7 separate regions of the Mus musculus genome follow, and all the other regions are linked to region 4. Evidence: chromatin loops called from intact Hi-C (ENCODE). Cell type or tissue: heart. All regions are shown on one strand. Region 1 overlaps Samd10 (sterile alpha motif domain containing 10). Region 2 overlaps Helz2 (helicase with zinc finger 2, transcriptional coactivator). Region 3 holds the start of Uckl1 (uridine-cytidine kinase 1-like 1). Region 4 holds the start of Ppdpf (pancreatic progenitor cell differentiation and proliferation factor). Region 5 holds the start of Tpd52l2 (tumor protein D52-like 2). Region 6 overlaps Gmeb2 (glucocorticoid modulatory element binding protein 2). Region 7 holds the start of Gmeb2 (glucocorticoid modulatory element binding protein 2).

Region 1 (4,000 bases), 410 kb after region 4:
AGAATGCAAAGCCTGGGGCTCCACAGGAGCACTCAATAGGGAAGGGAAAAATTCAGCTTTCATTTGAGTCATAATACTGTTACATGTTCTCAGCCATGCCCACTGTTTTTTTTTTTTTTTAAGATTTATTTATGTTATGTATGTGAGTACACTGTAGCTGTCTTCAGACACATCAGAAGAGGGCATCAGATCCCATTACACATGGTTGTGAGCCACTATGTGGTTGCTGGGAATTGAACTGAGGACCTCTGGAAGAGCAGTCTGCGCTCTTAACCACTGAGCCATCTCTCCAGCCCCCCCCCCCCACTGTTTTTTCTAAAACAACTTTTCACTATGTAGCCCTTTGTAGACCAGGCCAGCATCAAACTCAGAGATCTGCCCGTCTCTGCCTCCCATATGCTGGGATTAAAGACGTCTTTTACCTTTTGTGAGTCTCCCAGGATGTGGAACATCAGACTGTTGGTGGGGATCAGTGTGCACACAAAGGTGTGTTCAACTTTCCCTGTGTAAGTCTGAGTTTTCACAAGTGTGATATACCAATGCCCATAGGTTATTACATGTCTAAGTGACCATGTGTTATCAGGTGGTAGTCATATATGGGCATCATGATGTAGGTGAGGGCACTACATTCCCTGAAGCTGTGAACTGCCTGAAGAGGGTGCTGGAAACTCAATTCTGCAAGAACAGCAACTGTGTTCTCTCTCTCTCTAGCCCCACCTCCCTGCAATTTTTCTTTATGTGTGTATCTAAGTGTCAAGACATTTTGCAATGCACTTATGTGCACCATGGGTTATGTCATGTCTAGTGTTAGTGATTATGTATTGTATTTATGCACTTGGGTAATTATATCTGTGCATATGGGGATGTTATAAATCTTTGCACAGATCATTGGCCAATTGTGCAAGTGTGTTTGTACATATTTAAGCATGTCTGGGTGTTGTGTCACTATGTTTGTGGCCTATACCTCAATGTTCCTATTTGAATGTCTGGTTATTGTGTTCAGAGTGTGTGATTCATGTGCTATGGATGTCAGGGTATGGCTGAAGAGTAAGCCCCAACAAATAACCATGTTAAGCTGTAGTGATAGTTTATTTGGAAAAGGGGTCTTTGTAGATGTAACTGACGTTTCTGAGATCTATTTGGACTAAGTGAACCCTAAATTTAAAGAAGATATTTGAGAGGCAGACGAGAATGACCACAGAAATAGATTTGTGATATAGCCTCTAGCTCAGGAATACTAGACAGCCACTACAAAGCTGAATAGATAAAGAACTCTGCTCCACTTTTAGAACACCTCTGTTTCTGTTTCTTTGCTGGGGATCAAACCGTGATTTGGGACACAAACCATGTCCAATATCACTGAGCTATACTCCCAGACCATGAACCAGCAAAAATTCGCTGCTAGATCAGCTCCAGAAAGCCTCATTCCATGTGTCCAAACTATTGTTTTGAGCCTGTCAGGGTTGCTATGTCCCAAACTGGGATGATATCCAAGGACTTGAGACATGTTTTACTTTTTAAGTTTCTTCCTCCCTCCCTCTCTCTCTCTCTCTCTCTCTTTCTCTCTCTCTTTCTCTCTCTGCGACAAGGATGTTTTATTTTTTTATTTTTTTACTTGAGACATCTTGTTTGTTCTGATGTCCTGGAATTACCAGGTAGCTTTCTCAGGATGCAACACCACTGCCCTCTAGTGGTGTTCTATCTGCAGGCACTGTCCTAGACACCCCTTTGCTCCCCAGAGACCCAACACTGAGGCATTTGAGAACCAGATTTATTTCTGATTTTTTTTTTGTCAGAGTATATATAAAAAGTGACCAAAAACCAAGGAAGAAAGGACAGGGGCATAGGGAAGAAAAGACAGAGAGAGGGGGGACAGAGAGGGCCCTCTGGCTGCAGGCACCAGGACTGGGGGATTCTAGAGGCAGGCAAACACAATAAGGGAGCCCCCTTCCATGGATGGAGGGCATACAGGATGGAAGATGCCAGGCCAATGGCCCAAATTAACTGTAATGAGCAACCTTGAATCGAGGCCAGCTCTTGGCACACAGAGGGGACTGGAGGCTGAGCCTCAACTGTCCCTGAGATTTTAGAGTCCCTGGGAACGTTGGTAGAGAGCAGAGTGAGAGTGAGCTGCCAGGGTCATCCTCCTTGTCCTCCTTCCTGGCAGCAACAGCCCCCAAATACCCAAGGAGGGGTTGTCCAGGTGTCTGGCGACACATGAAAGAACTGCCCTACATGATTTTCTTGGTTGAGAACAGGTTTTCTTGGGAAAGCCACAGAGGTGCACATGAACACAGACAGACAGACAGACACAAACACACATTCTTCAATATGGTCTCTACTAAGAGCCAGGGAATAGGGAAGCTGTTTAAAAGCATGACTTCTTCAAAGGTAAGATTGAGAACATTGCTGAACTGGTGGGCTGTGCATAGAGTCACCTGTACAGCACTGGAATCCGTGCCACTTACTGGGTTTGCAGCTTGAGCATCTTGGACCCCTCTCAACCTCACTTCTAACAAGTGGGTAGAGTATACTGACGTTTCATAATCACCGAGTAAGCACATGGCATGATGATTGATCACCATTAGTATGGACAGCAGGTTGGGCCTGCTGTACTCTAGGAGAGCTAGGGGACAGATATACTTGAAAGAGAGCCAAGACAGCTTGGCCCACTGTGTGGCTGATCTGGGGGTGCCCGGGAAAGACACAGAACTAAGATTTAAGGGGAAGACTCATGACTCAGATGGGGGATGGTCACATGTTGGAGGGAGAATAAATAAACAGACTCCCTGGGAGTCTGGGGACATTCAAACCCCATTCTAGTTCCAGGCAGCTACCCTGTTTGCTGCCAGCAGCACCAGGGGATGGGACCTGGGCTTGGATCTCAGAAGAAGGGTCTATAAGCAGGCAACAACCACCCACCCAGCCACAGGGCAGAACCTGTAGTGCCTCTCCAGAGACACCTGGAGGTGGAAGTCTTGCTCCTCCCTGATCACTGGGCTAGGTTTAGCCACTAGGGTATCCTGCAGGATCCAAAGGGGCTGTAGGGCCAATTCTGACTCATTCTTGGCTGTGGGCTCTGGTCACAGTGTTGGGGTCTGGGGTCCAAGTATAGGCAGCAGCTAGGACATGTTTCCGAAGGAAGCTGTAGGATGGATAGGAGGAAAAGCTGAGTTTTGGCACACCCAAGGATGGTCCTTACTGGATGGCCCCCTTTTGTGTCGAGAAAAGTCACCCTCCACCTTCAGCCTAGTCCCTCCCCCTAATCCTGGTCCCTGATACTAACCTTGGCTGAGCAGCTTCAGGCTCCGCCCCTCCTCACGAACCTGCAGGTGGAGTACCTGCTGCAGCACCTCCTGCCTCTGAGCCTCTTGGGTCAACCCCATTCTCTGCAGCTTATCTGCATTCAGTCGAAGCAGAGCTCGGCCTAGGGAGAGAGAAGGGAAGGCAGTGAGGCAAACAGAAGCAAAGCATAGGAGTCTATCAGGATAAAACAAACAAATAAACAGACAGACATGACCAAGAAAGTAGAGCAGAGATTCAGAGATTCTTAAAGGAAGAAAGGTAGAAAGAAAGACAGGATTGATTAAAAGAGGCCAATCAGAGAAGCAGCACACACACACAAGGCTGAACTCAGGAGGATACAGGAGAAGACAAGGCTGACTACGTCTTGAGCATTCTGTTTCTCCCTAGCCAGTGACCCCACTATACCAGTGATGGCATGCTGGGAGAAGGCCTCGACGTAGACGAGGTAGTTGTGAGGACAATGCTTCTTGAGCCACTTGCAAACGTCTTGTTGGCTCCACAAGACCACTGGCCTTGTCAGGCCACCCAGTGAAGGGCTTGTATGGTACAAACCATAGTGATCAGAGTAGAGCCGGGCCTGCAGGTGGGGAGGTAGGGTTAGTTGAGTGAAGATAATAAAACTGAGAGCAAGGGCAAGGATTTAGGTGGGATAGGTAGGCACCTGGGGGATCTCTGAGCCGGGCTGTTGAAGGAG
Region 2 (4,000 bases), 50 kb after region 4:
TGTAGGAAGCTGCAGCGGCGGAATTGCTTGGAGTTTGAGCGCAGGAACTTCCACAGCACAGATGAGGGTAGGTTTGTGTACTCTCGGGCCTTCTGTGGTGCAGAGCAAACCACGGTGTCCAGAAGTCCGTCCTCCCTAACAGTCACAGTCACTTGCTGGCTCTCGTCGAGAAGTTCCTTCAGGATGGCGTCATCAGCATTGAGCTCCCAGTCAGAGGGCCAGAAGTCAGACTCAGAATCTTCCTCAGACATCCCCCCTTCCAGGGTGGACACTTCTGCTGCTGCATCTCTAGAGGCTGAGTTCCCGCTTGCTGTGTCTTCTGCTGCGACTGCCGCAGTCTGTGCCTTGGCTGCTGCCTCGGCTCTGGTCTCTGCCTTCACCGTGACCATGGTCCCTTCAGCTATGAGCCTTTGTGGGCCCTGGGCCATAGATTTTTGCTCTGTCTCTGGGCCCCTAGCTTTGAGTGTCAATGAGGCCCAGTTCTGTCTCTGGGCCACACCCTGCTCAATCTGTTCCAGTGACAGCTCCTCAGGGAAGGCGCTGTGGTGTTCTATGCACTCGCGGATGAAGCTTCTCCAGAGATTTCTGCAGGCTCCAGAGGAGCAGAGGGCCACAGCATCTCCCACAGCCACCAGCTGAGACTGGGCACGAGTCATGACCGTGTTCAGTACTCGAGGCTCAGTGAAGAACTCTGAGGTTGGTGCCCCTGGGCTAAGCAGACTATTGCGGTTGTGGACAGAGCTCAGTACCACCACCCGGAACTCACGCCCTATAGGAGAGATGGGTCAGATGGCCAGGTAGAACCAGCAGCCCCGCCACCTCAGTCCCACCCTACATATATGTACATCAAAGAAATGGGCTGGAAGCTGCCTCCCTGTTAGGCCAGCCTCTGGCCCACATTTCTGTCACCTACCTGGCAGGATCTCAAAGCTGCCCACAGACACCTCACCAAGGTTCCTCCTTCTTAGCTCCTGTCTCAGCGCACTAACCTGCAGACAAGTCCAGGGTTCTAGGGGCCTGTCACCCAGTAAGGAACAGGCCCTCCTGCCAATCCCTCACCCTCACCCTCACGGTCATATGGATCAGCTTGGAAAGGAACAAAGCAGCCTTCACAGATAAAGAAAGGAAAGGCCAGAGGAGACAGCTCACCTGGGCACCATGAGAGACAGCACAGATGTGTCTCTGCTCCCGGGGTCCCCAGCAGTGAGGCCAGGTGTTATAGATCTCCCGCACCTTCTCCACCACCTGGGTGACCTCAGCCGAGTTAAGCCAGGATGTCATGGACATGTCCTGCTCAGGGCTTCCTGCCACATGGCAGAACATGAGAGGGTAGTGTTGGGGGTGACGTGGGACTTTGCCACTGGCCTGGATGGGATTACCCTTGGCTAAATAGAAATGATGGGAGACGAAGTTGATGATGGCTGCAGTTGACCGGTAGTTCTCATGGAAGATGATGCGACTCTGCTGAGCGATCTTGTGTGCCTCCTGCTGGTAGTACAGGAAGAGGCGGTGCAGCAGCGTGTGCCTGGCTGACTTGTCCCTAGGCACGCTGAAGAGCCTAGGTGTGACCTGCATGTGGTCCCCTGCCAGTACTACACGGGTTAGTGACAAGGCATAGGAGAGTGGGATAAGGGCCTCACACTCCAGCATTTGGGCTGCCTCATCGATGAAAATGTGGGAGAAGAAGCCCGCTGGCACCTGGAGCTCACGAGCCTGAGAAGTGGTGGTGACCACTAAACGGTGATGTACCAGCTCTGGGCCTGTGGGTGGGCGAAAGGCCTGGCGGTCCTCAGTTAGGCAGCAGTACTGCAACGTGGTTGGATCAGTCTGTCTTGGAGGACGATCTGCATACATCACCCTGAGTGGAGTGGCCTCTGGATGGCCACTGCTGACGTAGTCGTGGAAATACTCCCGGATATAGATGTCTGCAGCACTGTAGGAAGGGGGAGGCACAATGGGCTGCTGCTTTAGGACTCAGGCTGCTGGCTAAAACATGTGTGCAGCCTTGCCTGGATGCCAGGAACACTCATAGGGCAGATAGACAGGGGTCTTGCCCAGGGACTCAAATTCCTCAGAGGACAAAAAGCAAAGACACAGGGAAGGTCAGATCTTGAAGAAAAGTGGGCAAGACTTGGAGAGCATGGGTGGTCAGGAATAGCTTAGAGAAGGCAGTCTCTTAATTGAGGCCAAGGGGAAAGATAGCTATGGCCTGAGACCACCCATGGCTAGGGGTTGGCACTGATCCTGAACACAGCTCCTGGGTGCTGCAAGCTTTGGCAACAAGAATGGTGTCTGATCTTCAGGAGTAGAGCTTGAGAGTTAAGAGGCCAAGGAAGCACTGCCTAGGATCTTCAGATAAGCAACAACAGCCTTGACACTCAGACCCTCAACTCAGCCTAGAAATTAGCTCAGGACATGTGGTTATTGACCTGGGCTCTTCCACCCCATACTCTGGGGCTAAAAGAGGACTCCGTGCCTGTAATAATGTGTTATTAGGGAACTAAAATATAAATAAATAAAAAACCCACATTAGTCAAAGAGGAACTTCTTTGTTGAATAGCCTGTTTCTATATTTAAGAGAGAGAGAGCCTTGCCTAAGAAACATAGGGTAGGCCAAAACACATTACTACTATAACTCCCTCCTTGGTCTAGGGTTTGTGGAAAAGGAACCCATATCTCCATAAGAATCAGAGAGATGGGTGCTCTGAGAAGCAGGGCAGCGGTGAGCAACCTGGAAGCAGCTCTGGGCTCACCTGTTGGTGTGTGTGCAGATGAGCACCTTGGTGTGGGGCTGCTGGACAACCTCAAGTGCGGCCATGGCCAATGTGTACGTCTTGCCGGTGCCAAAGGGGCCATAGATGAGCAGTGGTGGGATGTGCTTTGTGCCCTCGGGTCTTCTGCCTGCAATGAGCCCCACAGCCAGCTTCTGTTTGTGATTGCCACGAAATGAGGGTGGGGTGGGCCAGGGGTGGGGCAGGGTGCAGGCAGGCAGGTCAGGAACCACCAGGTGCTCCTCGAGCAGTGCATCCACTGCCTGATGCCAGAACCGGAAGGTCATAGGGTCAATCTGGAACTGCACCTCCAAGATGGGGCTGTCTTGGGCCTGCAGCCCCAAAGCCATACAGCATCGTGCTGGTAACAGCAGCCACAGCGCATGGTCTGAACTGGCCCGTGCCTCCAGCCGCACTTGGTATACTGTACTGTTAGGCGCAGGCACGGGAGCCACAAGGGCTGTGCTGACTGCTCGGCTCAACAGGAAGCCCTGATCAGTGTCTGGCAACAGAGAGGAGTGGAAGGGGACCTTGGCATAGAGGGCCCCTGGTGGTGCGAAGAGCATGCCGAGTGCTGGTGTCTCCAGTGCTGTCTTCAGGGATACCTGGCCCTTCATGGCCAGCCTGGTAGAAAGTTACAGGTCAGCTTTCTATGCCATAGTCAAAGACCTATCTCTAAGTCCAGACTTTAGCCACTCCTGCTAGCCCACTGCCCCACTTACTTGGCTACTAGCTGCTGCTGGGCTGCTTCCTCCTCATAGAGAAATTTGTGCATCCTCTGTCGGTAGTTCGAACGAGAGATGGGCCCCCAGTCCGGAACAATCTGATTGAACTCCAGGGCCAGGGAGGGTAACTTGTACTTGGCCATCAGGGCTTCCTGCTCGGGTGTCCAATCTACCTCAAGCACCACGTGGCGGTTGCCTGTGTGCCAGCATTCCAGCTCCTGGGGGTGGCTGGGTGCTGGCTTCCCATTTAGGCCCTGGCTGTGTGTCTGGCCTAGCTGCAACTTCAGCTTCTGGAGAAGCACTGGCCTGCGACCAAAGTCAAAGACCACCCACTGCTCAAAGCTGCCGAAGGCGACAGCCTGCACAAGCACCCCTACCTTGTATTGGGCTGGGGAGCTTTGTACACAGAAGTGCTTTCCCTGTGCATAGAGCTGGTGTGGTGGGAGACTGGGGGCCACCAGTGAGAAAGCTGCTCCAGGCTCTTGATTGAGTAGGGCCACATGT
Region 3 (4,000 bases), 390 kb after region 4:
GGCTTTGGGGTTCTCGTCAAGGGGTGGGCTGGCCTCATTGCAACCTCATCCTACCTGGCTGGCCTACAGCACTAAGTCTGGCAGGGCTCAGAGAAGGAAGCTTCCAAGTGGACTTCATGCATCTGAAAAGGAGCCACTCTGGGAGCCGCCTCGGAGGCAGCTCTTCTCACTACCTAGGTAACTTGTGGGTATGTCTACATCCCCAGACACCAGGAGCAGGAAGAGCCAATCTCTGTTTGCATGTGCATGTATGTGTTTATAGTTTGTCTGTCCCTCTGACTCTACCCTTAGATATGGTTGGCTGGATATGCCCTAGGATTGCTCTGGGAGGCTAATATTGTTCTGGGCAGGGGTGCAGAGTTAAGGAGTCCTAGGGAATCAGTTCTCTAAGTTTGGCTGGCTAAGCACAACAGAGGATCCTGACATGTTCCTTGGGTACCCCAGCAGGTCAGGATCAGTGGGTAGCAAAAAGGCCACAGGTCTGTGGGAAGCTAACATCGTGCTGGTCTTAGAAAGGGAAGGCTTTACTTAATTCCAGATTTGTTACTGCTTACAGAATAGACCTGTCCCACCTATTGATTCACTAGACTTGGCTCCAAAATACCACACCCTGACCCCAGAACTTCATCTTTACCTAAGATACACCAGGCTACCTGGCTACTACACTCCTTAACTTCCATCTTTGAGGTTTTCTTCTTTCAGGGCTCCATTTTAGGCCTCAGGGCTGTCTGAGGTAGGTGGTGCTGGAAGCTGCTGCTCAGTTTTCATTTTCCCCTGGCTATCCCTTAGGTAACAGCGCTGTCATCTATGGCTCAAAGCCACTCACCAGGGAGTTGCTGCAGACCTGTATGTATCCTTATACAGAGAAACAGAGAGAGGCTACTGAGGACCTAAGCCGGTGCCTCATGGATAAGGAAACTCCATGGAAGTTAGAGCTGCCCTGTAATTTGCATCCCCCATATCTTAGAAACCAGAATGAAAGGCCTACAGCAGAGACTGAAGAGAGGAAGGCTCATCACTTGGACCACCAAAGAAAGGTCTCAAGATCCCTCTGCTATGGTTAAATCTAGTCAAGCAACCCATCCCGGTGCTACTGTGGAATTCCTGCAAGAGGCAGAAGGCGGTTCAGAGTCATCAAAGCCATTTTTACAAGGTAGACATAGGACTGGGGGATTAAAGGCTTTCATGGCCTCACTTGCCAACCTGCCTCCCCCCCCCCCCCCCAAGGCTCTGGGTGAGTACCTATTAACTTCTCTCCACTCTCTAATCCCAAATCCATCTCCACTTTGCATATCGACATGAAAGCCAATGGCGGTGCTGGCTAAGGTCAGACAACTCCAAGGAAAAGGCCTCAGGGGCAGGCAGATAGGGAGCCAGGTGCTGGGAAAGGCAATAGGAGAAACCTCAAGCTGGGCTTTAGTCTACCAGCGACTCCCTCCCCTACTGCTGCCAGTGCCTGAGGCACCAGGGCAGTTTGTATCTTCTCAAGGTGTATCCCCAGGAACCTTCGGAGGAGGAATTTGGCCACGGCCTCACAAAGTCTGACTCCTGGTCAGAATGCCTGGAGTGTGTGAACTAGCTGGGATTCACCTCATCCACTGCCAGCACCTCACTTTCTAAAGGCGTCCGGGGTTACAGCTTCTCAGGCGGTGCACTGTGGCATGCAAAGCCGGAAGACATTTGGCCTTCAACTGACTCATACAGACCGGAAGAGGTGTCACGAGCAGTTTCCAAGCATGGTCACTGCCCCCTGGCGGCCACGACCTAGAGTTGCTACAAGTGATGATCAGGCCGAGTGAAGACAAGGACCCTTAAGTCTCCTACTTCCTACAAGGACCCTTATCTCCCCTTCCATTCTCCTGAAAGCCTCGAAAGTCTCAAAGGCCCCCAAACTCTCGGACAGGTGGCAATCACCACCCCATCTTACATTCACAAGCACCACTGGCCGCCAGGTGCAACTTTGCGCTCAATTTCGACGAACTCAGAAGGTCGAACACGCCTACCGCCCAGCTGGGGGCCCAGAGCCAAGTGCGCACCCACTAGGAACAGAGACCCACGCTAAAGATGTCAAACAGGTTTCCATTCTCAGTGCCTCCAAAAGCTGGAGCTTGGGCCAGTTCCGCCTTCCGTCCGCTGGGGCCCTCCAGGTCGTCTGCCACCTCCCTCTCCCTGGCAGGGGGTGGCTGACACATAGCCCAGGAGGCCCCAGGGCGCTGGAGAGCCGCCGAAACCTGTCCAGGATCCACAAGGCTGTAGAGATCAAGCTGCCCATCTATGGAGATGCCGGGAGCCGTCCCGGCTCTAGGAAGAGATGCAAGCCGTGCTCCGACCCCTCCCAAGAGACAAGCGCGGCCCCTGCCTTATTCAGGCCCGCGCCTACCGGTCCTCGCACGCCGTTTCATTCTGCTCGGCCTGGCGGCCAGGCACGTCTGGGGCCACAGCAGACTGCAGGGGCGAAGGGGCGGCGCTCATTGAGGCCGGCGGCGCAGCCATGGCGTCCCGAACCTGGCGGAGGCCGGGGAGGCGCACCGGGAGGCAGGCACGCTGCGGACTACAATCCCCACAAGGCCGTGCGGCAAGCCCCGAGAATGACCTTTGCCTCAACACAAACTCAGCCACACAAAATCCCTGGAAAAAAAAAATCAATAAACATTTATTTGATACAGTGACTTTAATACATAGTTGATGGCCCACCACCGCACCACTCCGGGCCAGGGGATGAGGATGAGGACAGATGACCACAAGGCGGGCAGGACCAAAGCTCACCTCAAAACATCTTGCAAATAAAACACTTTGTAGATAGAATATATATGCATGTATATCTATGGTTACAAGTGATAGCCAGAAATGCACTTGTGTAATGAGAACTGCATTATAACCAAACCAAGGAACCCAAAGTTTAGGAGGCGCTGCAGTCAGGTATGTGGGGTGACCTGGGAAACCAGGTCTCCAGGGCAAGGGACCTGGGTTTCACCCAACAGGGGAACAGCTCTCCCTTCAGAACCACCATAGGGACAGGAAGATCCCAAAGCCTCCAGGAGGCACCATCATCTGCCTGTGCAGGAACATAAAGTGCACCCTGGTTCTGCATGAAATGTCTGCCCTTGGCACTTCTGTTTTTTTAGGGCAGGGCAAGCGCTGAGCCAGAGGTAGATCTGTAGAGACCCTGACTTTTGCATTTTGCCAAGGACCCAGGGTTGGTTTGGCCCTCTAAGTCTATGCCCACCCACCTTCTGTAGCTCTGCCATGATGGTCCCTCTTACTGAGGATCTGTGTAGGCTGGTGGTTACCTTTGGGCCATAGTAGGGAGGTGGGCAGACCGATGAGCCCTGCCACCATGGAAGAGCTTTACAGTCTAGTTTGCCACTACTTACCAGTCACCACAGGCTGGTACCTATCCAACTGCAGCTTTTGACAGCTGCCCCAAAACTGACCTCAAAGACTGAGTTAAAGTGCTAACATCAAGTTACCCAGAACAGTCCCATAGCAAGGCTGTATATGGGCTTTCTGGTTCGTCCTGGAAAACTCAGCCCCCAGCAAACCCAGGTCCTACTTCTCCCTACAAGTGCCAAGTACCTGAGAGGCTAGGGTGGATGGTCACACCCCACAGAGGTGTTGTGAAAAGTGCACTTTGGCCCCCTTCCCTTCCACAGTTGCACACAACCACTCCAAAGCCCCAGCCTACCCTTTGACACTGGATCATACCCACCTCTGTAGCCACCTCTGACCACATCAAAGTGTGTAGGAATTGGAGAGTCCATTCAACACCTACAACACACCAGGCCATGGTTACCTTGCCCAGAGTCAGAGCCTTTCTAAATACATGTGTACAAGGACCTCACCCCAAATCTCCCTGGAGCTGGCCTTCTTGGAAACGCTCCCTGCTGAGGCTGGGGGCAGGTGCTAGTCAGTACCACAGCAATACCTTCGGCACCAGGAAACCCTTAGCACCATGACATTAAGATTGTTGAGTTTTGTATAAAAAAAACCCAGAATTAAA
Region 4 (4,000 bases):
AAGAAATTCCAAGTCTAGCTTGTGAACCAATGAGTTTACTAGAATTACTGATGGAAGCGTGGGTATTTGGTGGTTAATCTTAGCAGACTTGATGGGAGTTCGAGCCACTATGGAAATGAGCCTTTGCACATGTTGTCTGTGAAGAAGTCTCTAGATTGGAACTGAGGTGGGAAGACATTCCCCAAATGTGGACAGTGCCATCCCATGGGCTGCATTCTTGAATAAACAAAGAAAAGGAGAGTGAGGTGAGCACCAGCCATCATCTTTCTGTTTCCTAACTGCAGACATGACCATGCTGCCTCATGTTCCTGCTGCCATGATGTCCCTCTGCAACAGACTGTATGACAATGAGTAAACTACTAAGATGTAAGGGTCACTTACAAAAGTGAAGGTGACTCAGAAGCTCAGTCACAAGGCTCATATGAGGCTGAGTGACAAGTCAAGGAGGCTGCTTGAGTTTCCTGGTTGCAGTCTACTATGCTGGAGCGTCCCCTTGTCCCAGCAATCAGTTACAGTTTATATAACCTGGAGAAGAGTGTGGCAAGTGTTGGTAAATCTCTTGTGAGTTCCTGGAACTCTCTTGTAATTGTTTGTTTCGAGACAGGCCTTCTCTATGTAGCCCTGGTCATCCTGGAACTAGCTCTGTAAACCAAGCTGGCTCCGAGCTCACAGAGATTCGCCTGCCTCTGCTTCCCAAGTGCTGGGATAAAGGCGTGTGCAATCATCAGCAAGTCCTTGTATTCTTGGGAGGTTTTATTTTTCACTCATCTCATATGCAATACATCCCCACAGCAGCCTCCCTTTCTCCTTCTCCCTGACCTTGCCCATCTCCCATCTTCCCCAGATCCATTGTTCCTCTCTTTCCCTTCAGAAAAGAGCAGGCATAAGAAGATGCAATAGAACTAGGCATATATCCTTTACTTTCTTTTCAGAGGGAATTTTCACTACAGGAAATAGCTAATAACCACTGGAGATGCCCATGTACTTGACCAGGACAGTTCAGGGTAAGTCATAGAATCTGAAGTACATAACACTATGAAGACAGAAGTCTCACCCTCCTGGTGTCACCAGGACGGTCCTTATCAGTGGCCTTACTCACTTGTACTGCTGTCATGTCAACTGCCCCCACCTCTTTTTCATTACACCTTACCCATCTCCTTTATGATCTCTAAACCAGCACCCCTACTGGACCATTTCTTGTCTGGTTTTCCCGAGCCTGGATCAATGCTTGCACAGAGTAGGTCTCAACAAATCCAAGCAAAGGGTCCCAGCCAAGCAGCCTTGAGACTTCGGCGACACAAGAGCCTCCTCCTGGGATCCTACTAGCCTCAGCCTAGTCGGTTCTCCCTGAGCCTCCAATGAAGTCCAGCATCTTTGGTTATAGGAGAAGCATGCTGCACGAAGCTGGCTCATGATCCTCTCGGTCTGACAGAACACAGGCTGCTGAGGAAGGGAAGGGTGGGCAGGGCATGCTGGCCAGCCCTAACTTGATTCCCCCCAAACATGAGTCTCCGACCAACAATGGAAGCTACTAGAGACTGTCTCTGTTAGAGCTCTCTCTGACCCCAAGGCTTCGTCTGTCTTCCATCACTCCTCTCCAAACAGAACACAGGTTGGGAATGATGAACAACAATGCGAGTCAGGACTTGAAAGACAGACAGCTCCTCAGCTTACCAAGGGCAGGCTATTCCCTACAGGACCGCTTGGGGGCTCCAGGCACCATCCAGTGAGCCCAGAAAACAGAGATTGCGATGGTAGGGAGGTGCGCGGCAACAGCTTGTGCTTACTTATGTTAAACAGATCCACTCAGTCAAGGGTCGGAGTGAGGTACGTGGAAAATAAAGCCTGCGGGGACCAGCGAAAGCAGCGGGCAGCCCCAAGTAAAGGGAACAAGAACACCAAACAGGCTGTACTACATGAGACCACATCCGAGAGGGTGGCACAGACTGAGGGGCACATGAGATTCTTTAACCTCTTCTATCCGGGTTCGAGTCCGAACCAGGCAGGAAAAAAGCAGCAGAGCTGGTTTCGACTGGAGCGAAACCACAGATGTTTGATCAAGGAGGTTAGGGCCAATGTGGAACTTTGCAGAACCTAGCATTGCAGAAGGTAGGGTGGATTCTTGCTCCGCTCGGGGTGGAGTCTAATAGGGAAGGGCGGGACCACTTCGTGCTACTTCTGGTCTATCAGGGGAGCTCAAAAGTCTCATGGGTGGGCCCGCTGTGAAGCGGGAGGGGCTTTGACGCGCGCCCCGCCTCCCAGTGGTGCGTCTTTTGCGGTGCAGGAAAGCTACTAAGTACGCGCGTGCGCATAGCGCGCGTGGGTCCTAAAGTGGTGTTTCGTGGGTTATCTTTGCAAATGGGCTCCGCGGCCTAGCGCCCTGGTGGCCTAAAAACGAAGCCTGCAAGGAAGGGGTTCTCCGCCGAGGTGAGGGCAGTGACGAAGGCAGCCGGCGGTGGGGTGGGGGAGGCGCGTCTTCTTGGGGCCAGGAGCAGACAAAGCCCCTTTGTCTCACCACGCAGCCGGACCGGGCTGGTTGGAGCCGCTTGGAAACCTGGCACTGTCAGGACCCGGGAGACTCGGGGAACCCTCCGGTGTGCGGTGACCAGGGCCCACATTCTGCTCTCGTCTCCGCAGCGCCTCGGTCCTGAAGCATGGCAGCCATCCCTTCCAGCGGCTCGCTCGTGGCTACCCATGACTACTATCGGCGTAAGTAGCCCCTCGCCAGCCCCGCCCAGGGCTGGCCCAGGGCCCTGTGGCTGACCCGCCTCCCCTTCCCAGGACGCCTGGGCTCCTCGTCCAGCAGCAGCTCCGGCGGAAGTGCCGAGTACCCTGGGGACGCCGTGCTCCAGTCCCCGGGTAAGTGCAGAACCAGCCAGCGGAAGGGCAGAGTTCACGTCCTAAGGCGGAGTGGGGTGGGGGATGGGTAGCGTGGAGAAGGACTTGACCCCATCGTGACCCTCCTTTGCTCCTCAGGTCTTCCCAAAGCCGACCCGGGCCACTGGTGGGCCAGCTTCTTTTTCGGGAAATCCACACTCCCGTTCATGACTACAGTGTTGGAGTCTCCTGAGCGGTGAGTCCATCTTCCATGTGGTTGTGGGGGTGGCCCCAATTAAAGCAAATGCCGACCCAGTGACCTATGCTCTCCTTACAGCTCGGCAGAATCCCCCCAGGTCTCCAGAAGCCCGATGACCTGTGGCCTGACTCCTGAAACCATGAAGCAGCAGCCAGTCATCCATTCTGGCCAGACCAACCCCAGGGACCTTTCCTGACCTATCAGAATCTGCAGCCTGCCCAAGCTGAAGTGGTGCTAGGCCAGTGCCTACCCTCTCGACCCTCCCTGTAAACTAGGAAGGCTGAACAAGAGAAACCAGTAGAAGCTGGAGAGAGCCCCCTCTTGGTTCACAGCACTGAACTTTCCTGACCCCATAACTGTGTCTTGGCACAAAGCAGAAAATAAACTCACAGCAGCCACCCTCCCCTGGTATGTTTGAAACATTACTGAATCCAGCCTTGCTTCCTGCTGGATGCTATACTGCTCCCAGGCTTTCCTGACAGCTCCTTGAGACCCTTCCCAGTGATACCCCTGCATCTGGTGAGATACCCTCTCAAGTGGGCCTGGCCCCAGGTAGACAGTCCAGGGGAAGCTGGGCCTCTGGCTGAGTTTGGGAGCTCTCAGTTCCTACACAGGAACCTGGTGGGTGATCTTGGGTCAGGCCCTCCCCACTACTTGCTGCACGGCTGGTTCCCCAAGGTTGGGGATACTAGCTCAGACTGAAAGAGGGTTACAAACACAGGAAGTCTAGCCTCTAGGTCAGAGGGCATAGGAGCTGAGGGGGGTGGCTGAAATGGCAAGGTTAGGGTGGAGTCTTAGGTGTGGCTCAGCAAGCCTTTCTGCTACCTCACCTGGTAAACAGCTGCACTCTCCCCAGGGAACTAAAGCCTGTGCCTCTGACTGCTGAGCCTCCCTCCTGCCTGCCCTCAGGGTATCCGGAAAGCT
Region 5 (4,000 bases), 310 kb after region 4:
GGGATCTTGGTGTCTGGGAGAGTAGGCAGTATATCTTCCTTCACTTTCTTTCTGTTCTTTCCTGCTTCCATCCTTTCTCTTCCTTGCAAACATCTGAATGTCTGTGCCTAATTCTTAAAAGCAATGTAAAGATGAACCTGATCCAATTTATGGTAATGTGTGGTATTTGATCAAGGGAGGCTGTGGAGTCACAGGAAAGTGCCTTTCACATTGGCTTGGGCTACAGGGTAGCTCCTGAGAAGAGAACACTAACGAAAGATTCAAGTAGTTCCCAGTGAAAGGAGACTCCTGGCACTACAGGGTCTCATTGCTAGCAGGTCTCAGCAGATGCTGCTGTGCGGTACCCCCTTCTCATTTCTGTATTCTATGGAGGGGAGATTTACAGAGGGACTGCAGACCTATATTAACAGGGCACAGAGTGGCGTGAGTCCTAGAGATCCTGAATCGTTACCAGATGTTAATGTTACCCACTTGTTACTGGGTGTCATCTTGGGCCAGACCTAAGCTAGGTCTGGGTCTTGTTCATGGCTCAAGAATGCAAAATGAATGTCAGATGTTCAGCTTTCCACTGTCTGTACTGTGGTCACTCACTACATGAAGAAGGGACTAATGCTCTTGTGGTTTCCAGCCCTGTGGGCAGGGGCTGACCAGGCTGGGTTAAGCAAAATGGTAAATGGAGAAGATATATTAGTGGACAGCCTTGAACAGGATACTGTCACATTCAATGAAGCACCTAGTCCTGTGCAAGAAGACACGTGCAGGGAGAAGAGCCAGAGAAGGAACAGGTAGTGGGAAGCATCTAGGAACTAGTACTCACTGGGGCCTAGCTGGAGAGGGAAATTCAACCTTTTTTATGTATATGAGTACACTGTAGCTGTCTTCAGACACTCCAAAAGAGGGCATCAGATCCCATTACAGATGGTTGTAAGCCACCAAGTGATTGCTGGGAATTGGACTCAGGAAGAGTGGTCAATGCTCTTAACTACTGAGCCATCTAACCAGCCCTGAAAATTCAATCTTGTAGGTGGGACAATTCTGAAAGAGGGGGAATATTGTTTTAAGGATTTTTTTTCTTCTGAAAAATATTAAGGGCCAAAAGAAATTGGAAGGCTTGCTTTTAGCAGAGAGTTGCCCAATGGTCACGACTTCCTCATTTGGAATGGGGCGGGGGGGCACTCTTGTTCTCCTGTCAGTGTTGACACACTAAAACCATAAGAACCTCAAAGCTCGGGGCTGGTGAGATGGCTCAGTGGGTAAGAGCACCCGACTGCTCTTCCGAAGGTCAGGAGTTCAAATCCCAGCAACCACATGGTGGCTCACAACCATCTGATCACGAGATCTGACGCCCTCTTCTGGCGTGTCTGAAGACAGCTACAGTGTACTTACATATAATAAATAAATAAATCAAAAAAAAAAAAAAGAACCTCAAAGCTCTGGAGTGATCTTTGGAAATTTACTTTAGCCTCAGTTTGCTCATCTGTAAACTGGGAGGGGGCGCCAGTGCTGGCTCACCTGATGCTGTGAAAAGAAAGTGAGAAAATACCGGAGTGCTTACACTGGGCTGGGCTTCAGTTATTTGGAGGGTCCAACAGGTCCCTGAGGTGTTCAGTGCTGTGTGAACTCTTCCAGTACCAGAATACAAGCCGCCCAGCAGCCCCCAAACAGCTGGCCTACTAGTGTGGGAATCCAGCTGGAGACAGCGGCACCTGCAGGGCAAGAAGACGAATCGCGCTCTCTACACTTTTAGTGCACTCCCTAGACAATAAAAAGTCTCCATAAAGAGGTTGCAAAAGCAAGTTAATTGGTACAATGTTTGCCCAGTATGCATTAAGCTCTGAATTCTCGATCCCCAATACGGTATAAATCAGCTGTGATGGTTTGCTCCTGTAATTCTAGCTCTAGGTAGGTGGACGCAGGAAGATCACAGTAAATTCAAGGTCGTCCTTTGCTGCAAGCAACCTGACTCAAAAACCAAAAGAATTTACAGGGGGTGGGGAGAGGTTGACAGGGGACTGGGGAGTACATAGGCCTGAGTTTGACCTGTCGAGGTGCAAAGTCAGAAGTCTTGTGGGCAGCCGAGGTTAAAGGTGGGAAGTCGGCGAACTGCAACACAATCCGAACCACCCATGCCTCGAGCTTCAGCTGTTCTGCCCTTTTTCACCCTAGAATCTTACTGTGGAACCAGACTAGAAGCATTGCTTCCTGCTTCGCTGCAGTCTGACCTATCAAATTGAAAGATTTGTCTTAGGTGGGGCCAGAAGACGTTCTTATTGGACACTACTTCACCGAGGGCGGGAAGAAGGCGGAGTACGAACCCGAGCGGAAGGAAGGCGGCGCGTCGCTGATTACGTAAGCGACTGCGGCCCTACAGTTCCACTGGCTCGTGTGTACGAAGCTGCCAGCTTGCAGTCCTCGGGGCTGGGCTCCTGTAGGACCTGCGATCCCAGCACCGACGCCAGCTACACCCAGCTGCCGCCTGAACATGGACTCTGCTAGCCAAGGTACCCGCACCGTGGATGGGCAGGGGCTGTGCCGCATTCCCGCCCTCCGAGTCGCGACTCGGCCCCCCCTCAGCCTCTGCCAAACCAATCCGCTGTTTCTCTTCGGCCAAGAGGCCCTTGACCTCAAGGCTCCCGATGGTCTTGCTGTGTGTGCCCTGGCGCCTCGGCCTCCCTTCGGAGCACTGCGAAGCGGCGTTCCTCGGCTCCCTCTCAGTTCCTAGAGTTTCATAACTCCAGACATTTCTCCTTAATGCGCTTCACCCTCTGTCCTCTCGCTGGCTCTGCAGCTCTTTATCTTTCGTTGGGCCGTAGGGGATACCACATCTGGTGCTAGGCTCCTGCGGAGACGTTGTGGGCGGCTCCCTACGGGGAAGGGGCGGTGCAACTATCCTTGTGTTTGGAGCAGCGCCTCTTGGGTGGTAACGCCACTGTAGCCTACTTAGAGATTCTCAAGGGAGAAGGGTTGAGTGAGTCAGGGGCACACCCAGAACACCAGATCTGTTGCCAAAACAGACACCTGAGGCCAGTAAGGAGTTGCTACGGAGAAGTGTGGTTCAGGCTCAGGAGATTAAAATCTTGAGAAGGTGGTACACTGGGGATGCTTACTTAACTACACTGGCTAAATTAAAAAAAAACCTTTCTACTGTTTGGCTTGCACTAACACATTACCTAAGCATTAGAATTTTGGGTTTTTATACATTCTGGATTTTTTTTTCTACTGTGAAGGGAATTTGCAAATTCAGAAGGCTATCTACTGTTTTATTTTCATCTTTAAGTAGTAGATTCTGGTCCCTGGAATGACACTGCTAAGGATGTGACTCAGTCATTGTTGTGTGACAAAATGTTTCCTGGGAAGCCAGGTGTGGTGGCACACGCCTTTAATCCCAGCACTTGGGAGGCAGAGACAGGCAGATTTTTGAGTTGGAGACCAGCCTGGTCTACAAAGTGAGTTCCAGGACAGCCAAGACTATACAGAGAAACCCTGTCTCGAAAAACAAAAACAACCCCCCCCCCAAAAAAAAAAACCTTTCCTGGAAGATGCATCACACATCTATCTACTCATCCCAGCTAGGGAACTCAGAACAGACCAAAGGTACAGATACCACCAAAGTCTACTTTAGTGAAGTAATGTGCATTATTAGGGTTATTTACAGGGATATGGGCAAGGGGTTACTTACAGGAGCAGAAATGACCCAAAGATGGTCGCAACAGCAAATTCCACCCCAACCTGGGTGATAGTTCACAAAGCTGAGAACCTTGAACACAATACACAGCCTGCAGGCAGCTCAACAGGTTGGAAAGTGTCCTTTCGAGGAGCCTCAGTTATAAAGAGGTTTACCTCTTCCAAGCAATTGGCCTGGTATCTGCTTCTTCTGGGCAGCTGCTCTGGTCTCAAAACTCGGCTTTGAAACCTTTCTCTTCTGAGTCATCTTTGCAGCTCAGTTTCAAGCTGTGAGGGACTCTCAGCTTTTATTGTTGACTCTGACTGGGAGGGACAA
Region 6 (4,000 bases), 86 kb after region 4:
GTCTGCAATTCATCAGAGGTCAAAGCTTGGCCTAACACAAGGGATTCCTCAGTGAACGCTCTTGTGAATAAGAGGGTCCTGGACAGTCAGCCCACAGGTTAAGAGCTGCTGTTCTCCCAGATGACTTGGGTTCAATCCCAAACACCCACAGGGAGTTCACAACTGTCTGTAACTCCAGTTCCATGGGATTCAACATTCCCTTCTGGCATTTTACCCAAAAGGCACCCAAGTAGTATACAGACATCCATATAAATATAAATATCCAAATAAAAATTAACTAAGAGGGTCTAGGAAGATAAGGAAAACAAAAGTAGTGTGAGATACAGATGATTCCTGGGAACAGCAGTTAAGGCCTAAGGCCAGGGTACCAATGTTTGGCAACATCAGATATCCAGGCCCTGGAGAGCTGCCTACAGTAGTAACTCAGTGTGGACAACATGTGGCTCGAAAACACTCAGACTTACCAGACATTCCCGAGAAGAGCAATGGATATTAGAACAGACTAAGAGTTCGGGAAGAGGAGGTTACTCTGGGTTAAAACACAGGGTTTTCAGGTAAGCAGTGCTGGCTACGCCTTTAATTCTAGGAGGCAGAGGTAGGTGATCTCTATGAATTTGAGGCCAGCCTGGTTCACAGAGTGAGTTCTAGAGCAGCCAAGGCTACACAGAGAAACCTTGTCTCAACAAAACAAAACAAAACAAAACAACCCATAGGCTACTTACTACAGAGAAGAAAGAACCCAGAGTTGTGTCATACATACTAGGGCACAATTACCACTGTGAGACCTCTCCGTTAAAGTCACCATAGCCTCCAGCCTGACCACTCTACTTACTCTACATTAGCATCTAGAAAGCACAGGAACTAGTCCTTGAACAGCAGGCACTTCTGTTCTAAGGACTTAACCTGATCTCTCCTGTGGAATATGTGATGATTGTAAGTCAGCTCACTTCCCAATCCTCAAGATTTATTTTATCTAGAACCAGGTCAGAATGAGAGTTGAAATACAAACTTGAAATCTAACTTTTGAGACACATTAATGACTCCTCATTAATGGTGGTGTACACCATTAATCCCAGTTCTCAGGGGACAGAACTCTGTGAGTCCAGGGTAGCCTGACTTACATAGAAAGTTCTAGGCCAGCCAGGACTATTTAAAACAGTGATTCTTAGTCATCCTAATTCTGAATAACTAACATAGTTTCTCAGATGTGGTGACCCCACATAAAACTATTTTCAGTGCTACCTCATAACTAAAATTTTGCTACTATTATGAGTTATAATGTAAATATCTGTTATGTAGGATATCTGATATACAACCCCCATGAAAGGGTCATTCGACTCCTTAAAGAGTCTCAACCCACAGGTTGAAAAACTCTGATTAAGACAAACTGTCTCAAAACAACAACAAAGAATTACTCTGATCTGAACAGTAATATTAAGTGGGAACACCCGGACTCCAAGAAGTCTACAGGAACTTGGAAAGGAAGCTATCCTCCCTCCTCAGCCAGAACTTTGGATAAAGCAAAGGACAATGACAGAACTAAAATTACACCTTGTCCAAAACAAATTCTTCCAAGGAAGGAAGTCAGGAGAGGGTGTGGGGAAAATAGACCCAAAACCTTCAGTTGTGCTATTTAGGAAGAGTCTACAGCTCCTGACTCTCTCTCTCTCTCCCCCTTTCTTTTTTTAATAGCATGCAGCAAGAGTTAAGTCTCATTTTCCAATTAGTAGTATAATGGAAACTCTTCCCATTAGAAATGCAAAGTTTAGCCGGGCGTGGTGGCACACGCCTTTAATCCCAGCACTTGGGAAGCAGAGGCAGGCGGATTTCTGAGTTCGAGGCCAGCCTGGTCTACAGAGTGAGTTCCAGGACAGCCAGGACTACACAGAGAAACCCTGTCTCGAAAAACCAAAAAAAAAAAAAAAAGAAAAAGAAAAAGAAATGCAAAGTTCCCTATCCTTCAGGATATGCCTGCTTTAGTGGCTACACAGGTTCTTCCAAAGGAGGAATTCACAGCCTCCTCTGTCCTGCAGAAAAAACCTGACATGATGCTACCCTTGTACTAAGGCCTCAGATGGAAAAGGTTTTATCCTTCATGTTGTTTTCCATCAACCAAGGGAATCATTTATATTATTCCCCCCACTTAACTTAGGCAAACTCTGATCAATTTACTAATGGGATAGAGAAGACTCTTCAGTTCCCAGCCCTGACTAGTAGAACCTTCCATAGTTAAGACAAACTCAGGCAGGTATCTTGATATGTGATAATCACATGAAGAACCTGTGTTTTAGTTATGGAGTGAGGTCACCCAGACAAAGCCAACCCAACACACCAAGAAAGCAAAATCCATTGGTTACTCTTGTCCGTGAAGTTCTGTGATAGTCTATCATATAATTTCTACAGCTAAGTTGGTAATTATATCAGGGTTAGAACTTATGTTTCTCCCTAAATAACATAGAAGGATGGGACAAAAGGAGACACTAACTACTAGGTCTCATGGCAGAGGAAAGAAACTTCTATCTTATCAATTTAGAAGGTGGAAAACTTGATTAATGTTTGAATTTCAAGAGGAACATCTTGGGCAAAAATGGAGAACTTATAGGGAGTATAGGGATTGAACTATTTCATACCTCCAATTGTCAAAGGTTTAGAGTAAACCAAACCTGTGTGCCTGTAAGAGCTTCTATTTTGCTCTCCAAAATTCAAGATAGTACCTGGCCAAAGGCTCTAACAATCTTCAGAACCTACCAAAAAAAAAAGCAGATAGAGGCTGTACTGGCTAGTTTTATGTCAACTTGACACAGCTGAAGTTATCACAGAAAAAGGAGCTTCAGTTGAGGAAATGCCTCCATGAGATCCAACTGTAAGGCATTTTCTCAATTAGTGATCAAGGGGGAAAGGCCCCTTGTGGGTGGGACCATCCCTGGGCTGGTAATCTTGGGTTCTATAAGAGAGCAGGCTGAGCAAGCCAGGGGAAGCAAGCCAGTAAAGAACATCCCTCCAAGGCCTCTGCATCAGCTCCTGCTTCCTGACCTGTTTGAGTTCCAGTCCTGACTTCCTTGTTGATGAACAGCAGTATGGAAGTGTAAGCCGAATAAACCCTTTCCTCCCCAACTTGCTTCTTGGTCATGATGTTTGTGCAGGAATAGAAACCATGACTAAGACAGAGGCCACCCACAAGAATTCATCACATGGCTTTTGAACAAATTTGCCCCCCTTGCTATCCCAACTGTTTATGCTGAATACAGGGAGAGGAAGTGTGCTGGCTGGTTTTATGTCAAATTGACACTACGTAGAGCAATTTGAGAAGAGGAAACTTCAATTGAGGAAATGTCCCCACCAGATTGGCCTTTGGGAAAGCCTGCCATATATTTTCTTGATTGATAAAATGATATGGGAGGGTCCAGCTTACTGTAGGCAGTGCTATCCCTAGACTGGGTGGTCCTGGTGCTATAAGGCAAGCTGAGCAAACCATAAGGAGGCAAGTTAGAAAGAAGCACTTCTCCATACTTCTACTTCAGTTCCTACCTCCAGTTCCAATTTTGAGGTTCCTGCCTTGATTCTTCTGATGCTGGATATAAAGTAAAACATAAAATAAAATCTTTCTTCCCATGTTGCTTTTGATTATGGTGTTTTATCACAGCAATAGAAATCTTAAGACAGGAAGTTACAGTGTTTTTAATTCTTAGGACTATAATCAAAAGGCATTTAAACCACACAGTCCTCAAGTCACCTATGAAGCCAAGACCCTGAGGCCTGGTACCGTACACAGCTGGACATGAAATGAGAGCCCTTGGGGGAGAGGACGAATGAGTTGTCGGGGATGGTGTCAGAATTCAGGAGCAGCCATGATATCTTTATCAAGTGTCCCAGTAAAAGGCTTATGTGTTGGGGATGGCCCTAACTTAATGATACTATTTTAGGAGCTTGAAATTATATGAAAAAAAGTGTATGGAGGGAAGTCGTTGGAAATATCTTGTTCCTAGTCCCCTCCCATCTT
Region 7 (4,000 bases), 100 kb after region 4:
ATCACAGTAATTGTTACTGACTAGCATTCACCAAGCAGCACATATCCTCCTGCCTCAGCCTTTTGAATGCTGGAATTACTGATGTGCACCACCACCACACCTAGCTCCAAACCTCAACAACTGGAAGCTCTTACTCTTATGAACTTCTGCTAGAAAGCATAATGCTAAGCTTTTCAGATTCCCCTTGTTAATTACCACCTGTAAATATGCCAATCAATGATCTTGGTTCTGGGCGGAACCTGGGTCTCTGGAGGATCCCTAAGGGCCAAAGGAAAGTAAAGGTTGACTTCCAGGCTACTAATCATCAATAACATCCAATCCCTGTACTACCCTGACCCAAAGACCCAAGAAACCAAGAAATATAAGCTGACTAAAACCAAGGATGATCGCATGGAAACCTTCACAAAGAAAAAGAAGCAAGAAGAAACTAGGGGCCATTTTCCAAAATAATCACAAGCTATTAAGAATGAGTCCTACCCAGAGGCAGGTAGATTTCTCATCATCTACAGCCTCATCTACAAAGTGAGTTCCAGGACAGCCAGGGCTATACAGAGAAACCCTGTCTCTAAATAAATAAATAAATAAAGTCCTAGGTTAGTTCCAGGTCAGTCTTAAATATTTTTTCCCCTCTCTCCTTTTGTCATTCTGTATGTCTTGGAACTCATTCTGTAGACCAGGCTGACCTTCAACAACATCTGCATCTGTTTCCCACATGCTCGGATTATGGCCTCAGTCTAGATACTAAGACTGTCTAGGAAGGCAGGGAGGAGGGAAGATGAAATGTAGGGACTAGTAAACCTTACCATAAGGCAGGCCCATTCCATGAGTTGGTCTCCTGGCACAGAAGGGACACCTAAATATCTTTTCAGGTAGGTCACAAAGTGGGTTAATCTATGGCCTAGGTTTGTTTTTCTCAGTCACATACGCACATACACTGACATGTTTGTTCTTGGCACTCTCCATTTTATATCCAAATGGTATGTATGTATGTGTACTCCAGGATGTCTTCCCAGAAAGCTTTCCATATTTCCTATGAAGAAACAAACTAGACAGGTAGTCATATTATCGATTTAATTTTAACTTATTAAGAATGATAATTTGAAACTGTTGGGTTTGAAATGTTTTCAAGACAGAGAACATTGGCTCAGCAGTGAAGTAACCAACTAAATACCTAAAAATGTCACCAATCGTGACTAAAACTGGGCCAACCGATTCGGTTCCCAGCAATAAGATTATCCACTCAAAATAATTCCCTCCAACCACACAGTTCTACAAATGGGTCCCCATCAACGTGGTTCCCATCTGACAGGTCCACCCTGACATGGTTCCACTGATATCAAGTACCTATCCTGATGATCCTGGCCTCTAGATTCAGTTCCAAGCCAGGGGTTCAGCAATACGGGTCCCACCCATGAGTCGTTCCCAATCTTTCCACCCGCCCTCAGGAACCCGACCCATCTGGTGCCCACCGATGGGTCCCAAACACCACCACTCCCGCCTAACCGCTCCCCACTCCTCCAGCCCCTTCCGCCTCGGCTTTCACGGACGACCCGACCCTGCCTCTGGCGAGGCCAAGATGGAGGCCGGAAGCGAGCCGCCTTCGCGAGCCCTCCCGCCAGGCGCCCGCGCCCGCCCGCCAGCCTGACGCCGCCGCGCCTGACGCCGCCGCCGCCCTCGCGCGCCCGCCGCCCCTCCCCCGGCCTCCCCTCCCCCCGCCGTAACGTCCTGACGCTCCGCAGGGACCCCTGACTGGACGGCGGCGCGTGAGCGGCGCGAGAAGCCTCGCCGCGGGGGTGCGCGGGCGCGCCGATGCCGCTTACCTGGGCCCACACGGGCCTGCTCCGGCGCCCGGCTGTGACGGGTGCGGCGGCGGGTGGTGGCGGTGGCGGCCGCAGCCTTCGCTCCTTGTTGGGGATTCGGCGGCGGCGGCGGCGGCGGCGGCGGCTCGGGCGCGCGCTTCCTAGTGACGCAACACCGAGGCCGCGCACGCACGGGCCGGGCGGGCCTGGAGACTTATTTGGCGCCCAGCGCGGAAGCGAACAGTGTGGTGAGATACTGCCCCCGTAGGACTCTTGTGCGCCTGCGCGTGTGGTCTGCGTGCCTGCCCAATTAGGTGTTCTGTGGTTCAGGCCGAGGTTTGTAGTCCTGGCGTTTGGGCTCCACTAGGGAACCGAGTATCCCAGGTGTGTGCTTTGCAACCCAGCCTCGGCCTTGCAGTGACACTGTCCTAAAACTCATGTGCGGACGTTCTTAACCATTTCTGACAGAATCGTGTTTCTTTTTTTTAAAATTGAAGGCATTGCGAATTTGCTTTTTCAAACTACTCAGTGCGGAGCGGTGTTTTCACGAAGTTGACCAACTGACATTGCAGCGGGTAGTCCAACATGATTTAAACTTTTTTTTTTTTAAACGGACTCGCTATGTAGATCAGACTGACTTGGAACTCAAAGAGCCCCGAGTTCTGAGATTAAAGTGTGTATCACCATGCCCGGCCCATTATTTAAAGTTTTAAATGAAATTTAAAAGTTAAGTGTCGGGGTTGGGGATTTAGCTCAGTGGTAGAGCGCTTGCCTGGCAAGCACAAGGCCCTGGGTTTGGACCTCAGCTCTGAAAATAAATAAATAAATAAGACAAAAAGTTAAGTGTCTTAAGTATCTTGGAGCCATAAAAGTCTCATGGAGGGCCTTGGGTGCCCGAAGAATTTCTTTTATTTTTCTAACTTGTAGGGAAGGTCGCGTATTTAAGGTAACCAACATTTATTAAGTTCCTTACAGTTGAAAGCCAAAGACAAGCAGTTCTTGTGTGGTTCAAAGGTAACATCAGGTCCTGTCAAAATGAGACTTGTTTATCTTGGCCCTGGTGGAGCCTGGGCACCCTGTTAGACATTGTAGTCTTGGCAGTAAAACCCTTACCTTCCCCACCACCCCTTGCTTTCAAGCAGCTGAAGACAGCCAATTCTAAGTGCCAAGCCAGCTCTCAGAATGTGATCACTAGAATTAAGGGCTTCAGGATCCCTGCTCTGCCCATCTTAGAATCCTTAGAGTAGAAATGGATGTCTGCTTGGACGGGAACAAGAGTTCACTGTTAACAGGGTGGCAGCTAGAATGGGAAACTAACAAGCAACATTTTCACGTAATTAACACTGTAAATAAGAGACTTGCACTTTCACTCTGAAGGAGATGAGGAAGTCTTTGTCATTGCTGTTTGTTTTGGTTATGTGAGTTTGTCATTGCAAAAATAAATGCTAATGAGATCAAATGGTCTGGCTAGAGAAGAGCTGGTGGCCAGTCTGAGCATTTGTTCAGGGAAGCTGAAGAATGTAGAAGACCACCACCATCGTTGGAGGCATGCATAAGCTCTCCCAGCTTGAGTCTAGCAGATGTAAAAAATCAGCTTCCCCAGCCTGCTCAGAATTACAGATTCTGATTGCCAGTGCCTGAGATTAGTTCTACTGTAGGCAACCCTCATCAGTGCAGAGCCGTATCTGTGGAAGGAATAGGTGGTGTCATCAGCTGGTATTGCTGTGTGCCCGCCACCCCTAAGTGAGTGAGTTCCCACTGCCTAAGGAGATAGTAGCAGAAAGCAGGGGATCTAGGAGGTGACAGGCACGGTGCTATGTCTGAGGTAGGAAGCAGTCCTCTCTGTGTACTGAACATGCCATGACCTTGGATTGCCAGCCTTCAGAACTGTGAGTGGTAATCTGGATTATTTATAAGACACCTACTAGGTGGTTATTTTTGTTACAACAGCCTCAGTAATCTAATTCCCCAACAATCGAGAAAGTACTCCCAAAACAGATCCACCTTCACAGGGTGTAAGAGTAGCTCAAAAACCCCGTCACCTGTTGGAGCACGGGCCATGTGAGCACCAACTCATGATAATGGTGCTGCTTTATGCCCACAGAACAGGAGACTGTGTAGGCTCAAATATGTCATAAATAAAGGGGAGACAGGATAGTTCCACCCTACTATGGAGTTCTGATTAATAAATATAATAGGAA

The links. A loop is a pair of places that touch in the nucleus more often than their neighbours do. Peaks named below come from ENCODE experiments on the same cell type or tissue, not always from the same donor. Only the 100,000 strongest peaks of a DNase experiment are listed, where the experiment ranks them.
Region 1: a loop joins it to region 4, with 2.1 times the contacts of the local background. A loop is called at or near these places in 8 of 42 quality-filtered maps.
Region 2: a loop joins it to region 4, with 2.6 times the contacts of the local background. A loop is called at or near these places in 9 of 42 quality-filtered maps.
Region 3: it touches region 4 in a loop (2.1-fold over the local background); 8 of 42 quality-filtered maps call a loop at or near these places.
Region 5: a loop joins it to region 4, with 4 times the contacts of the local background. A loop is called at or near these places in 2 of 42 quality-filtered maps.
Region 6: a loop joins it to region 4, with 2.6 times the contacts of the local background. A loop is called at or near these places in 12 of 42 quality-filtered maps.
Region 7: a loop joins it to region 4, with 7 times the contacts of the local background. A loop is called at or near these places in 10 of 42 quality-filtered maps.

The regions. Positions count from the first base shown.
Region 1 is chr2:181,593,461-181,597,460 of GRCm38, forward strand. It overlaps Samd10 (sterile alpha motif domain containing 10), which reads right to left. Exons shown (of 5, transcript NM_172676.3): 2 at 3,968-4,000; 3 at 3,712-3,883; 4 at 3,287-3,427; 5 at 1,755-3,145. The coding sequence ends at 3,123. Among named protein-coding and RNA genes, the nearest start is that of Zfp512b, 3.0 kb to the left of the region's middle. In heart, a CTCF peak has its summit at 1,697 (motif pointing left); no DNase peak of the experiment used is centred here; H3K4me3 peaks cover 54 bases.
Region 2 is chr2:181,234,603-181,238,602 of GRCm38, forward strand. It overlaps Helz2 (helicase with zinc finger 2, transcriptional coactivator), which reads right to left. Exons shown (of 19, transcript NM_183162.2): 5 at 3,494-4,000; 6 at 2,754-3,395; 7 at 1,150-1,933; 8 at 914-989; 9 at 1-769. Among named protein-coding and RNA genes, the nearest start is that of Helz2, 5.4 kb to the right of the region's middle. In heart, a CTCF peak has its summit at 1,506 (motif pointing left); DNase peaks (open chromatin) are centred at 259 and 3,679.
Region 3 is chr2:181,579,476-181,583,475 of GRCm38, forward strand. Uckl1 (uridine-cytidine kinase 1-like 1) reads right to left here and starts at 2,498. Exons shown (of 15, transcript NM_026765.3): 1 at 2,381-2,498. The coding sequence starts at 2,493. It overlaps Zfp512b (zinc finger protein 512B), which reads right to left. Exons shown (of 17, transcript NM_001164597.1): 17 at 2,628-4,000. It overlaps Uckl1os (uridine-cytidine kinase 1-like 1, opposite strand), which reads left to right. Exons shown (of 3, transcript NR_027289.1): 2 at 968-1,153. In heart, CTCF peaks have their summits at 1,776 (motif pointing left) and 1,992; DNase peaks (open chromatin) are centred at 1,686, 2,296 and 3,126; H3K4me3 peaks cover 2,272 bases; H3K27ac peaks cover 2,238 bases.
Region 4 is chr2:181,185,028-181,189,027 of GRCm38, forward strand. It overlaps Ppdpf (pancreatic progenitor cell differentiation and proliferation factor), which reads left to right and starts at 2,220. Exons shown (of 5, transcript NM_001356427.1): 1 at 2,220-2,427; 2 at 2,638-2,709; 3 at 2,782-2,859; 4 at 2,977-3,073; 5 at 3,155-3,477. The coding sequence starts at 2,655. The coding sequence ends at 3,272. In heart, CTCF peaks have their summits at 1,701 and 2,280; DNase peaks (open chromatin) are centred at 1,744, 2,234, 2,794, 3,764 and 1 weaker place; H3K4me3 peaks cover 2,214 bases; H3K27ac peaks cover 2,084 bases; H3K27me3 peaks cover 316 bases.
Region 5 is chr2:181,494,832-181,498,831 of GRCm38, forward strand. Abhd16b (abhydrolase domain containing 16B) reads left to right here. Exons shown (of 1, transcript NM_183181.2): 1 at 1-149. It overlaps Tpd52l2 (tumor protein D52-like 2), which reads left to right and starts at 2,311. Exons shown (of 9, transcript NM_001373959.1): 1 at 2,311-2,501. The coding sequence starts at 2,483. In heart, a CTCF peak has its summit at 1,712; DNase peaks (open chromatin) are centred at 1,630, 2,320 and 2,880; H3K4me3 peaks cover 2,026 bases; H3K27ac peaks cover 1,722 bases.
Region 6 is chr2:181,270,776-181,274,775 of GRCm38, forward strand. The region is part of intron 2 of Gmeb2 (glucocorticoid modulatory element binding protein 2); the gene reads right to left. Among named protein-coding and RNA genes, the nearest start is that of Gmeb2, 15 kb to the right of the region's middle. In heart, no CTCF peak of the experiment used is centred here; no DNase peak of the experiment used is centred here.
Region 7 is chr2:181,286,064-181,290,063 of GRCm38, forward strand. Gmeb2 (glucocorticoid modulatory element binding protein 2) reads right to left here and starts at 1,903. Exons shown (of 10, transcript NM_198169.2): 1 at 1,821-1,903. In heart, a CTCF peak has its summit at 2,192; DNase peaks (open chromatin) are centred at 1,628 and 2,028; H3K4me3 peaks cover 2,340 bases; H3K27ac peaks cover 2,358 bases.